2 separate regions of the Homo sapiens genome follow, and region 1 is linked to region 2. Evidence: chromatin contacts called from ENCODE Hi-C or POLR2A ChIA-PET data. All regions are on one chromosome and are shown on one strand. The core of a region is the stretch at or near the end of the contact, and the rest is flanking DNA. Distances in the headings are between cores, read along the strand shown.

The links. A loop is a pair of places that touch in the nucleus more often than their neighbours do. ChIA-PET counts read pairs that join two places held with the same protein, here RNA polymerase II (POLR2A). Pooled maps may share reads with other maps.
Region 1: a map of Caco-2 shows a loop between it and region 2 (5-fold over the local background). The contact joins two enhancer-like sites. A Hi-C loop is called at or near these places in 5 of 168 maps with a recorded cell type or tissue (Caco-2, GM12878, HepG2 and 2 more), 3 of 37 single-sample maps with no recorded cell type and 14 of 50 pooled maps. POLR2A ChIA-PET finds 5 or more read pairs at or near these places in 8 of 52 experiments (H1, OCI-LY7, Panc1 and 4 more).

The regions. Positions count from the first base shown.
Region 1 is chr5:74,615,285-74,617,984 of GRCh38, reverse strand. No RefSeq gene overlaps it. Among named protein-coding and RNA genes, the nearest start is that of ENC1, 24 kb to the left of the region's middle. Within about 2 kb of position 1,309, at least 2 of the 41 ENCODE cell types and tissues checked have a DNase peak (open chromatin) inside an H3K27ac peak, as active enhancers do.
Region 2 is chr5:74,579,806-74,582,505 of GRCh38, reverse strand. No RefSeq gene overlaps it. Among named protein-coding and RNA genes, the nearest start is that of LINC01331, 44 kb to the right of the region's middle. Within about 2 kb of position 1,270, at least 3 of the 41 ENCODE cell types and tissues checked have a DNase peak (open chromatin) inside an H3K27ac peak, as active enhancers do.

The sequences.
Region 1 (2,700 bases), core at 60-2,559, 35 kb before region 2:
ACAATCTGCCCGAGCATAGTGATACGACTGCTCTGTTCACAACTACGCTGCAATTTTAGACAAAATTTTCAGAGCATCTCAGCACCTAACAACGCATAAAAACCTGGTGGTAATTTCAAGATACGTAACATCTGCTTATTTCATTTTGTTACAAGTCACCTGGGCAAAAACTCTTCCTAACTCTGCCCCATAAATGAGCTAATATCCAAATAGAACATTCTGCTTAACAGCAGTAGCAATTATCCTGTGGCAATCCATTAAAAAAGCCTTAAAGGTATGTCGCTTCTCCAGGTTAACAAAACAAAACCATTATTTTTCTTTGTAGCTCAGATGGGCTATTTGCTCTTTGTAGCTCAGATGGGCTATTTGCTAATGTCTTACCAGCTCTAACAGCTTATTCTCTGAGAAGGAAATAGTCGTGGTTTCTTTGAGAAAAACTAGTCCTCCTATCTTGGGGTTTTAAATAAAAGGATTTGGGAACCATTTAAAGTGCATTGTAAAATAATGTGGTTCTACAATAGCATTATGGCCCCCGCACTTTCCAATCATTTTAAAAGCATGCCTGCCTATTACATCTATTCAAGATTTTCCAGTGGAGACCTTTGAGCATTGTTGTGAAATAGATAACAAAGACACTGAGTTCCACAGCGATTTCTCCTCTCATTATTTTTTTTCAAACTGCTAGAATGTAATTCAGGAAAAAGATAGGTTGATTAAATACATCTGCAAGAACCTTCTGGCTTTGGAAGCAGGAGAAGCCCACACTGGTCACCTTCAGTTTATTATATATCCTGACCCCTCTTCGGCACGTGTCTTTCTTCAGGTCAGTTTTCTGTTTCTTCTGTATAGTTTTGGAAGATGCCTAAAGAAAAATGCCTTGGAAAAGACTACAAGTTGACATCACTATTGTAAGGTATATGGGTGTACATTGGTCAAGAATTAGGCTGAGGCTGACATCCAGGCCTGCTTGAGTCAGTGGGATTGTTGCGCAGGTGCACACCTCCACTTGTTATATAACCTGTTTACGTAAGCTCATTCTTGGCTCGGAATTTACTTACTATGGTCTGTAAAAGGTATAACTGCCCTGCTGACACTGTACAGGCACTCCTGGGCTCAGCTTGACATGGCTTGGGGGTGCACTGGCGCCCAGAGAAAGAGAACCAGAGCTGTCTGTCTTGCAGATGGACAGAGGGGAGCCAGGGCATGGCACAGCTCGACATGGCTGGCGCTGGTGGCCAGAGGGAAAGAGTTAAGCTGTTGACCTTGAAGACAAGGGAGAGCCGGCCGTGCAGCTGTGTGTGGGAGCAGCCAAGCCGCAGAGCCGGCTGCTGAGAGGAGCTGCGGAGCCGCAGCAGACCGCCGAGATAAAGGCGGACAGTGTAATAGAGCTGCCGGTGAGAGAGCTGTTGAATAAAACTACATTTCACCTGCTTAGAGCCCCCCGAGTGTTCTTTCAGCTATTCGCCTATCCACCCACTCCCCTCGGACCTCAGTACGGGCCCGAACCTGACCCTGGACCTGACAATTGGCGTAGTTGTGGACCTAACAACTATCTTGATGCCATCTGCCAGGACCTGAGAAGAGTCTGGGCCTCTTAGTGGGGCAAGCATTGCAGGCGGTAATCCTCATCTTGCATCCCTTGGCCAAACTCTAAGAGTGTAGGAAATGACTGATAGTAGTCTGAATGGGTAGAATCCTGTCTGTAGCAACTTAGCTTTCTGTGTTCCAAGCAGGTTTTCTCTGAACCCTCTCTCTACCCCAAAGACAAAGCTCTCACATCAACATGGGATCAGAACTGGTTACCAGTCTGGGGTTTACAGCTGATCTTGAATCCTGATTCTCAGCCTATGCTTAATTTTCTGTGGTGACAATTAAAGCTCATTAAAAAGCTGACACATTGTTTCCAGCTTGTCTCTGATTTAATTAAAAGTCTTAAGGAGGGAGGAGCAGAAACCATATTAGTCACAGAAAAAAAAAGTCTGGGGCCTCCCTTTTTATCTCATGAAATTATTTATAATTTGAGAGTTATTCAGCGACTTCCATGAAGAGCCCCTTCTGTTGAAATGTTAAAAGAAGATGAAGTTAAACCTAATCAGTATGTTGTCCTTCATCCAGAGGAAATATTGACGAGCTGAAATAGAATCACTGACAGCCACCTGCCTTCTTGTCAATTCATCTTAGAATTTAAACTGAAGGAGAAATGACAGATAATGAAGAACAAGTTTTTTCAATGCAGAAAAAGTTGACTGGAGACTTTTTATATTTCAGCCTGATAAATATAATTTCAATCTTCTTTTTACCCAAATTAAAATATCTAAGTAACTCAGGCTGTTGCTTTTATAGTGTGGTGCATAAAACTGTATTGATTTAAACAGTAATAAGTACTCAACTTGTTATTTAACCTTATTGTCATAGTTTCTGATAGGAATATCTTCCAGGGAATTAGAAGAAACAGTTTTGGAAGTGAGGTTTGGGTCTTTACGTCCCACCTATTTTGGGATGGTGCCCAAAAGTGCACCAAGAGCCCAACTGAAAAAAGTTGACATTTTAGCTTGCTATTGGAAGGTAATTTTTTAAAATAACGCAGCTTTTGAAAAATTAAGAATCAAGGTAAATCCTTGGCTAAGCCTTTATAACTAATGAATTTTTGAAAGACTGTATACTCCTGAGAAGTACTAAATGTATTTAACTGCTTGAAAA
Region 2 (2,700 bases), core at 21-2,520:
TTTTTATTTTCTGAGACAGTGTCTCACTCTGTCGCCCAGGCTGGAGTGCAGTGCCATGATTACGGCTCACTGAAACCTCAACTTCCAGGGCTTAGATGAGCCTCCCACTTCAGCCTCCTGAGTAGCTGGGACTGCAGGAGCATGCCACCACACCTGGCTAATTTTTGTATTTTTTGGAGAGACAGAGGTCTCACTATATTGTCCAGGCCAGTCTTGAACTCCTGGGCTCAAAAAATCCACCCACCTCAGCCTCTCAAAGTGCTAGGATTATAGGCGTCAGCTGCGGCGCCTCTTTTGATTTCTTTCCAGTCACTCAAATTTCCTGTAGTTTGTATTGCTCTGACTCATAATAATGAATTCTGTATCATTCAGTACAATCCAGCTCAGTTCAACAAAGCCACATTAAGCTGTCTATTGAATATCAGACCTTGCACTAGGCTTTGAGATGCACAAATGAATGAAGATCAATCCTTGCTCTCCAGGAGTTCTAAGTTGGGCTAAGATCGCTTGGGTACAAACTGTCTAACTTTCACACCAAGTTGGAGATTTAGGCATGATAACTACAACAGGGTTGGTCTGGTGATTTGGGGTTGGATTGAGGGTTAATTCAATGTGTGGCTATAATTACACAATTGGGTGTGATGATGCCTGCGTCTCCCAGGTGATTGCGTTTACTCACACCAGTGAGACTGTTCAGGTGTGTTTTGTGTCCTAACAGCTTCTGCTTCTTTGAGGCTGATTTTCTTGGCCAGACTTCCACAGCCACTAGGTTCACTCTTCTAGGGAGTCTGCAGAACTTGTTCCCAGATGTCTCTTTCCTAAGGAGGGGAAGGGAATTTGGACTGGGTGACCTCTAAAGTCCCTCTGACCTTGACACTCTTTGATGTTAGAAAAGCAGCCCAGAGGCTGGGCGCGGTGGCTCACGTCTGTAATTCCAGCACATTGGGAGGCTTGGGCAGGTGGATCACGAGGTCAGGAGTTCGAGACCAGCCTGGCCAACATGGTGAAACCCCATCTCTACTAATAATACAAACATTAGCCGGGTGTGGTGGTGCATGCCTGTAATTCCAGCTACTTGGGAGGCTGAGGCAGGAGAATCGCTTGAACCTGGGAGGCAGAGGTTGCAGTGAGCCGAGATTGTGCCATTGAACTCCAACCTGGGCAACAAGAGCGAAACTCCATCTCAAAATGAAAAAAAAAAAAAAAAAGAAAAGCAGCCCAGAGCCAGAGGTCAGAGTTCGGCGGCAGCATTGATGCTGGCCTGTTTGGCTTGTCAGTGTTAATCAGTAAACGGGTTGCTAAGACAATATTTGAGAAACAGATTCTAGTGGATTAAGGTGGAGGTGGGGTAGAAGACAGTGTTCTTTGAAGACAACAGTAGTCAGAGGGAAACATAAAATAAGTCCAGTTTAGGCTCCACCCTCTCCGGGAAGCCTTTCTGCTCTCTTGGACCTAGGTGTCTATATTCTAGGTATATATATTCCAGATATAATATATTCTGGATTTAGACCATGATGGACCTCTGACCATAGGGCTTTGCTCTTTGTTTTTTTAAAATGAAGTGTGTTTTGCAATCACCAAAGAGATTTTGATCTACTCAAGATAGTGACTTTGTCTTATGCATTTTTTTGGAAATGCCCCTTTTCCCATAGCACCTAGTTCCAGCTAGAGGCAGAGTATGTGTTTCATGAGAATTCGACTGATAGCCTGACAGTTTCCAAGGTTTGCAGCTTAAGCCTTCTGTGGTGGGCAGCAGAGGCTCGAGGCTTCCTCTCCTCACTGCAAGTCCCTGAGAAGGATCTCGAGATGGTGCTTTTCCTGAAACCCCCCTGCACCCAATCCACTGCTACTTGAGCTGAGTTCTTTCATAGTTGGTTCCCAGGAACAATCAACCAAGTATGAAAGATGGGGTGACAGACTTTTCTTGGAATGCAGGTGGGGGCTGGCTTCCCATTCTCCCTGGGGAAGTAAACACTTTCCGTATATCCTTCACCCTGACTTCCATCTGTGGTTCAGGTCCCACAGATCTCTTAAAGTCCAAGAGGGCTGTGGAGGTGATGGGTGCAAAGCTTTTCAAAATTTCATGCAAATTTTGTGATGTATACTTTTTCTAGAGAATAGGTCTATTCCTTTAAATACCTTTATGTTCCCCCAAATGTGAAGAACTACTACGTTATCCACATTTCTGCTACACAGGCTTCTGGGGAATTATTTGTGTGGGAACAAACACAGATCCTACATGAGAAATAGGGGATGAGCAGGCCATGTGGCTTGGGGCCTCAAGCTTGAGGGTGGGGCTCCAGTGTTGCTGTTTTTAGTGGCAAACTTGTTCATGACTAGTAGTCAAGGTTCAACAGTAATATTGCTTTTAAATAAAATTCCTCAACTCGCCTCCCACATTAGCCAAATCTGAGGGTAGGAAGACCACCTCAAGATCGAGGGTCCTCAAAACTGGAAAGCCGGGGCTTCACAGAGGCTCTTTGGAGAGCTTGGGCATGGCCTGGTTCCAGCAGAGAATCTGGAGCAAGTATCTAGGAGTGGTTTTCTTTTTTCAGTAAGCATGGAAAGGAAAAAGTTGGGAGAGACTTTGCCTGAAATGAAAGCCCCTCGTACAATATTGCGCCCCCCAAAATCAAACAGTGACTTTCTGCTCCTGTGGCCAGAAGAATCTTCAAGTTTCAGAGAAAGCATCATGGCATA